Linked DNA regions of Homo sapiens: region 2 is linked to region 1. The links are chromatin loops, found by intact Hi-C in ENCODE. Cell type or tissue: endothelial cell of umbilical vein. All regions are shown on one strand.

Region 1 (4,000 bases):
TTATCATATTTGATCTTGTATATTTGTGTCCATGATTTTCTGCTGTACAAGTTCTTTAAGGGTAGAGACTTTAGTCATTGTTGTATAGCCTAGATAGTGTAATTGAATGAATAAGTTCTGTCAGATCTTGTCTCTAGCTGCATTTGTGTTCATCATCGATTTCATATCATATGCTTGGGTTCTTTAGGGTGGGAACAATAGATTCACTTTGCATCTCTAGTGCCTGGGAAGCTCTCAGTGTCCAATCAATGCTGTTTAAGAGAATGAATAAACGAGGAAATGGATGGATAAATGGATGTTTGGAGGATGAAGTGCACACTAGTAATGGCTGAATGCTAGGCCGGGTCTCTTTTCTCTGAAATCCTGGTCTCCAGGGTCTCTGCTACACAAAATGCAAGAAGCTCTGCCTGTCACTTTGAGATATACAGTTCCTAAGAGGTTGTGTGAACCAACTGGCTTGGAACATATTTCTGTTAAATCACTGGAAGAAATTTAGCATTTAGAGTTCAAAGTTGGCACCACTTCACACTGACACTAATAAGAAGCTACTTTATGTCACCATGTCACCTTTCTTTCCTGTTCACTGAACAAGGCTTTAAAATTGTATTTAATGTGTTCATTGGCACATTCTTTCCTGAATTCAGCATTTTTGGAGCATGAAGTGACCAAAATAGTCATTTTTGATTTTGTATAAGTTCTATGATGAATCATTTGATTATTTTTAACTCAATCAGATATTGGGAGCACTGGTGAAAAAAGAACATACAGGAATATCCAAATGACATAGCAGATAATAGGAAAGGTAATGTCTACTATCACCACAATAGCTATTTGATATAAGTTGGGAAATTCATTCATTCATTCATTCATTCATTCAACTGCTGATTAAATGTACACTATGTTCCAGGGATTGTGCTACATGCTGGGGATACTATGATGAACGAGACACCACCTGTTCAGTATGAGGTGCTTTGTCTCTCATCTTTTAAAGGTTCTTATTATTGAGTTTTTAACAACTGCAGATGCCTTTAAACTCATTGATATTCCAAGAAGAATACATCCTGAACTCAACATGATGTTAAAGACTTACTAGAGCCCTGGAGTTTCTTTTGGACTTTAACAGTTCCTAGAAGAGAAATGAATGGGATGGCAGTTTCAGACTTTCCTAAGGAATTCAGAGGTATTAGGCCTATAACTGCTACACCATTCCAACGCTGGCATAATTCCACAGAAAATGACCAGGATATATCAACATAACCTGAGCTTCTCCACATCTGCCCATTTCTAATCCAAGACTCCAACACTGAGATCAAGAAAAACATACCAGATAGCAGTGGTTTCAAACACTTGATGAGTTATATTATTTACTGAGCACCTGCTACATGACTGCTCTCTGATGAATGCTTCATTGAAACTGAATTTACAAATGAGAAATAAAAATGAAAATAATAAAATAGAACTTTGACCTACAACCGGTAGCAACTTGCCCAGGAAACCAACCCCTTATCTGTAATAAACAATCCAGGAAGCCAGCCTGCTATAAGTCAGACTTGCAGGAAACCAGATTGCTATCTCCAGTGACAATCCAGGAAGATAAATGATCATTTCTGTAACAACTGGCCCCAAACTGACAAGACTTAATTACTGACAGCTTCCCTAATTTTGGCCCCACTTCCAAGTTAACACCAACCACAGAAAATCAAAAATACATCCCCTAACCAATCACGCAGGGTGCCCCACCTCTAGCTGGCCTGCTTATAGCTTCCCCATGCAACAGCCTCCAATCAGGGCAGAGCTGAAGCCTTCCCGTTTTCCACTATAATGCTTTCCCACTCTCCTGCGTGCCTTTGAGTCTCTGCTAAAATGTTAAGTGATGGTGGCTGACTCCCTTGCTGTAGCAAGCTTGGAACAACTAGCCTTTCTTTTTCTCATTTGGTAGATTTTCATTTAGTTCCACATAACTATTATACCCATTTTTACAGATAAGGGGATTTATAAAGATTAGCTTTTAAATGGGCCACACAAGAAGCAGAGCAAGAGTTGGAACCTGATCTCCCTCATTCCAAAGTTATCCTATTAACTAGTATCCAAATGTAGAAAAGAAAAGAGAGGTTTTTCCTTTACTGTCCTCTGCCATACCTACTCTGTCATTTTGAGTACTTTCCTCTTTCCTTGAAAGAAAGTGACTCTAATATCGGCCTGCAGGCCTGCTGGTTTTGCAGACAAATGCAATTCAGATACACTGGTAAGAGTTTAAGGCGATACTGAGGATGATAATGGCAATCCTACTTCTGTATTTCTTTACCATAGGTTGAATATATGAACAGTTGGGAGCCCAGCAGGTGGTGAGACTTGAGTTGCTCCTGGGGAAACAGTTCTCTGTACTGTCACTGTGTCACAGGACCACAGTGCTGCTCACTTCTGCTGCTTCCCAGTGACTCAATTAGGGAATTGCACTTAGTAAGTGTGGGCGTTTATGTAACTTGAAAGCATTTCAACATAACATGCCAGCTTGAGAACACAGGATTTCAGCACAAGCTTATTCACTGAGAGGACTGGGTAAACTCCCTAGTATAATGCTGTTCAGAGGTCAAAAAGAGAAGTGGATTAACAATAATTTTTTTAAAGAAGCTTTTTGTCTTCATTACTACACCTTATTTGTCATTTTGAGTCACCCAGTTCTAAATGGAGTGAAGCCAAGGGAAAGGCCTCAAATACATAAACTTCCTTTCTAGCTCCTCAGAAGTCTTGAAGTCGTGTGTCACACTGGTGTGACTCCTTCGGTGTAAAGTGGCGTGCTGAGCATTAACACGGATGTTTGCAAACATTTGAGGCAAGGCCTATGCTCTGTGTTCAGACTTAGCACCAGGAGAAGCCCACATTGCTCCCACATTTGCCATCCTCAGCTGTCACAGAATACATGGGCTGAGGTGATTTCTCTGTAGAGACTCTAGTGAGGAAAGGGGGGATTTGTTCACAGCTTCGATGCACGCACCCAGGGGGTGCTACACCCATCAGCAATTCTCTCTGGAATCAACAATTCCCTGGAGCATCTGAGGTGCTCCTGCCTCCTCGGAAATGAAAAGCAGGAAAAACGGCAAGCAACCCAAGTCCTGCTGCTGGAATAGGCAACAGGAAACAGGAGACTTTTCGTTTTGAAGGTGTTTGCCCTGCTTTTTATTTCAAATATTGATCTGGGAAAGGAAGGGAGATTTTACATTTCATACGTCTTTTAAAAAGAACTCAGCATCAAAGGAAACATTGAGAACATTGTCAGGTTGTGATAAAGTCTGCAAAAAACACCTCAGTGTGAGAGAATAAAAAAAGAAATAAGAGAATTAGCTGGAGAGATAAGAGGAAGGAGAGGGAGAACAAACTCATTTTTTTTCCTGCAGAGAAGGGAAAAATACTGAGTAGTATATACACACTAAAACAGAAACCATGATGTACAGAATAACTAGATCAATCTAAATAAATAAAGAAGATCAATCTAAATTTACAGAAATTCCTCTTTCACTTTCTTGAGAAAGTCTTTCCAGATTTCCATCAGATACAAAATAGAAAGCCACAGCAATATTAGAAGAAGAAAAAAAAAGATGAAGTGGAGACATGTATACATACACATTTTGGCATATGTGTACATACATACAAAAGCATCCACACATTATATTTGTACACACACATACATTATATGTGTAGCATGTGCATAGCTTAATCTTTCTTTAGTACACATTCAGAGTGGCACTTTCAATACTAGCTTTTAAATACACAATGAGGCCGGGTGCGTGGCTTATGCCTGTAATCCCAGCACTTTGGGAGGCTGAGGTGGGTGGATCACTTGAGGTCAGAAGTTCGAGACCAGCCTGGTCAACATGGTGAAACCCCGTCTCTACTAAAAATACAAAAACTAGCTGGATGTGGTAGTGCATGTCTGTAATTCCAGCTACTCAGGAGGCTGAGGCAGGAGAATCACTTGAACCCAGGAAGCGGAGGCTGCAGT
Region 2 (4,000 bases), 1.4 Mb after region 1:
ATGTATAGCCTGATTGTGAGTGACTGTTTTCATTATGCCATGTACAGACAGTCCCCAACTTAGGATGGTTCGACTTATGATTTTTCATCTTTACAATGGTATGAAAGCCATACACATTCAGTAGAAACCCTATTTCAAGTGCTGTATTTTGATCTTTTCCAAGTTTAGTGATATGTGGTACCACACTCTCTCACGATGCTGGGCAGGCGCAGTGAGCCACAGCTCCCAGTCAGCCACACGACCACGAAGATCAAAAACTGAGTCTCTGCAGGGCACTGTGTTGCCAGCATTTTTTGGATACCATGTTTTGTGTTTTCACATGCCATCTTGTCCACAAAATGGCCATCTATGTCTCCTGCTTCTGGTACAGAATTTAATAAATTACATGAGATATTCCACACTTTATTATAAAATAGGCTTTGTGTTAGATGATTTTGCCCAACTGTAGGCTAATGTAAGTGTTCTGGGCATATTTAATGTAAGTGTTCCAGGCTAAGCTATGATGCTCAGTAGGTGAGGTGTGTTAAATGTATTTTTGATTTACAATATTTTCAACTTATGATGGGCTTATTGGGACGTAACCTTGTTGTAACTTGAAGAGCATCTGTATATCAAATATTCTGCCTTAAGCATGTATTATTTAATAAGTAGAGGGACAGTATTGTGTACCTTTAAAAAAAAAAGAAGAAACCAGTAATTCTAACTCTTGTGAGTCTGTATTCTTTTCATTCAAATCATAAAGCTAAATTCACATAAATCAAATTATTTACCACCATAGTCATATAGTGCTAACAGCCATAAATGTGGCAATCACTGTGATTGAAATGCTAATGTTTCATAAGAGTGGGTGGAAACCACTCTTTCAGTTACCCCTCACCAGGAGCAGGGGAGCAACCCTCAGTTCATGGCTTTCGCAGTACAGGTGGCAAACCCAGAGGTTATGTAACCCTCCCCAGAGGTTACCCTGCAAGTTAGTCAGCTTCCACTCCACCTATTGCCGACTTCCGCTGTTCCACCAAGCTGAAAGACAGTTTCCAGTTCTCTGCGGCTATTCATAACTTTCTCCAAAAAAATGAAAGCCAGCTTCGGAAGAACGTATGTGTTACCTTGGCCACATCGTGAACCAATACACAAACACCATTTACATCCAGGCAAGACTATCAGTAAATAATGTAACCTGACTCAAAACAGAACATGAACATTTCTCAGTAGGGGCAGCCTCGTCTGGACCAGTTCAGATGACTAAGGAACCTCAGGAAGTGGAACCATGAATCAGAAAGAGACCTCCTTTCCTCTGACTCAATGCTGAGCTCATGAGCCCAGGTGGTGTTGGAGGATACTGTGTTGCTGGAGGTGCTGAACGCCTCACAAATATACAGAAACTAAGGAAAAACTTATGACTTTTGCCTCTACTCCGTAAACCAGGCTCTGTGATCACATGGTATTAATTACTTTTCGTATATTATTTAATCTCATGATAGTATGTGTTCCAAGTTATCGCCCCATTTTAAAAGTAAAGAAACTGAGGCTCAGAGGGCTTCCCAAAGCCCCACAACCAAGTTTGTTCATTGCCAGTGCTTTTCCATTATATTACACTGCCTCTCAAGGGAAAGCAATAAGAATTTAAACAGTGTAGAACATTCTCTGAGCCTCCTCCTAGTCATCATTTTTACTATGGTCTTTGTCACTTCAATTTAGATAAGCTCTTATCAGTAGTAACAGACCTTTTAAATACTTATTTCATTTCTTCCATTCTATTCACAAACTTGAGAAAGTATTTACTACATAATTTTGAATATAGTTATAATAATTAGAGTATTAGCTATTTTTCTCCCACATACAGAGAGGTCTAACATGTATTAAGGAATTAAGAAGAGAGTGAAGAGTGTGCTTTTTCAGGAGTGCATTAACTCCAGCCTCAAAAGCAGTGCATGAGCAGCCCATGTGTCTCTGGGTGCACTGAACCCCCCAAAAGGAATGAGAGCCGCAGATGACCACACGTGGCCCCTGTGGTTAGGTAGGCTGAAATCTGGCGGACTCCTCAAACGCGGTTTGGAGCCTCTCAACTTAGACGCAATGCTTGCAATTTGGATTTTTACCACTAGGTGGATGGTAGTGCTTTGTATATTAATGGTTTTGCTGAATCCTAGTAAGCTTTCCCCAGCAACTGATAAACATTTACATTTATAAAGTAAGTTCCACCAGCTTTAATTAAAGACTATAAACTCCACTGAAAAACAAGACTTTACAACTCAAACAGGATGAGAGAACAATAAAATCGTGGTATAAAAATTTAGTTTGTAATACACAATCTCAATTATACTGTTTTGTAAAAATAACTGCTTTCTTTCTTTATAAAAAATTAGAATTAACAAATCTGATTTTGGATGAAGAGTGCTTTTTCATATTGCTATAATTCACTGCCTTTCTCCCTAAAATTCAGTTACTGCTGATAATTGCTAAACCTAATGCTGGTTTTACTTTTTCTATTTTTAAAAGGGAAATTTAACTTTTTTTCCTGTGTTCCTTTTGTTTTGTTTTGTTTTTCCAGTGGTCAGGAGAGTCTCAGGCTGCAAATGTGACTGAGGCGAGAAGCAGTGACAGCCTCTCATGCTGCAGCTATTCCATAACCTGCGCACTTCTGGAAAGATGGTACTTACAGTCCTTCCTCCAGCTGGTATGGCTATTGTGTGGTAAAAGACATGGGTGGTTCTTGATTTGTTCCACTTCCTGGTGACTATCTCCGTGCCTGTCCTTTTCCAATTGTGAACAATTTATTTCTCCAAGGAACACCTTTCTATTCTAATTCCTCGACCTTTGAATCCTAGAAGCAGCATAAAACTATAATAATAAATATAAGTAACACATTGTACTTAAACCCATCGCAGCACTAGGCATTTTATATATATTCACTCATTTTAAGCAACAGCACACCAAATATTTAAGATTATCTATAAAACATCCTAAATAGCTTCATACCTCCTTTTTTTTTTTTTTTTTTTTGAGACAGAGTCTCGCTCTGTCACCCAGGCTGGAGTGCAGTGGCACGATCTCGCCTCACCACAACCTCCGTCTCCCATGTTCAAGCAATTCTCCTGCCTCAGCCTCCCAAGTAGCTGATTACAGGTACGCGCCATCACACCCGGCTAATTTTTGTATTTTTAGTAGAGATGGGGTTTCACCATGTTGGCCAGGCTGGTCTCAAACTCCTGACCTCAAGTGATCTGCCCACTGACAGCAGCAGCACCGTCATCTCAGACAAACACCACCACTTTAAGTTCCAGCTCCCTTTCTAGCCTCATGCATTTCAAGGAAATCACTTCTCTTCTAACTATAAGCAGCCAGAAATAGCAGAGAGTAAAACACAGATAAGACAGCTCAGGCATAAAGGGAGGTGGGGGAAAAGTTCCTTGGGTAACTGCCAATCTTCACCCTCATGCAATGGGCCCCAGTAAAACAGTGGGCCTTAATAAGCACATTCCTTTCCCTTCAGGTGCGCTAAAATAGGGAAGCTAAAAGCAGACTCGGGGGTATGCCTGCAGCTGCAAAAAGATGCATGGGAACAGACACACAACTCTCCCTCTCAGATAAGCACAACAAAGAGTCACAGAAGCAGTCCAAGCCTCTGATAAACTCTCATACCCTAAATCCTTAACAACTTTTAGTGTATAAGAGAGTGTGGCTCTGACCTAACTCGGCCAGAAGTCCCTCTCAGATTTGTTTCCTAAAATAAACCTGTCCTTGTGAACTGGCAAGCCACCCTTCACGTTTCTCTCCTCTTTCTTTAATTCTTACACCCGCCTCAGCCTCCCAAAGTGCTGGGATTACAGGCATGAGCCACAGTGCCCGGCCATACCTCCTTTTTAAATGTTTTTTGCAAAGCATCTATTGAAGAATGCCATTTTTAAGCAGAGATAGTTCATATGTTCACACATATACATTAATATGAATAAATACATCATCACATATACATACTTCTCACCTCTTCTTGGTATATTAT

What was found. Hi-C counts contacts between places; a loop is a spot of excess contacts. Peaks named below come from ENCODE experiments on the same cell type or tissue, not always from the same donor. Only the 100,000 strongest peaks of a DNase experiment are listed, where the experiment ranks them.
Region 2: a loop joins it to region 1, with 14 times the contacts of the local background. A loop is called at or near these places in 1 of 110 quality-filtered maps.

Annotation. Positions count from the first base shown.
Region 1 is chr12:29,240,880-29,244,879 of GRCh38, reverse strand. The region is part of intron 1 of FAR2 (fatty acyl-CoA reductase 2); the gene reads right to left. Among named protein-coding and RNA genes, the nearest start is that of FAR2-AS1, 75 kb to the left of the region's middle. In endothelial cell of umbilical vein, no CTCF peak of the experiment used is centred here; DNase peaks (open chromatin) are centred at 1,639, 2,579 and 2,689; H3K27ac peaks cover 2,503 bases.
Region 2 is chr12:27,819,465-27,823,464 of GRCh38, reverse strand. LOC105369709 (a long non-coding RNA gene) reads left to right here. Exons shown (of 3, transcript XR_931459.3): 2 at 2,552-2,677. Among named protein-coding and RNA genes, the nearest start is that of MANSC4, 41 kb to the right of the region's middle. RefSeq lists enhancers at 989-1,148, 1,169-1,238, 688-1,887. In endothelial cell of umbilical vein, a CTCF peak has its summit at 2,097; DNase peaks (open chromatin) are centred at 1,204 and 2,094; H3K27ac peaks cover 2,689 bases.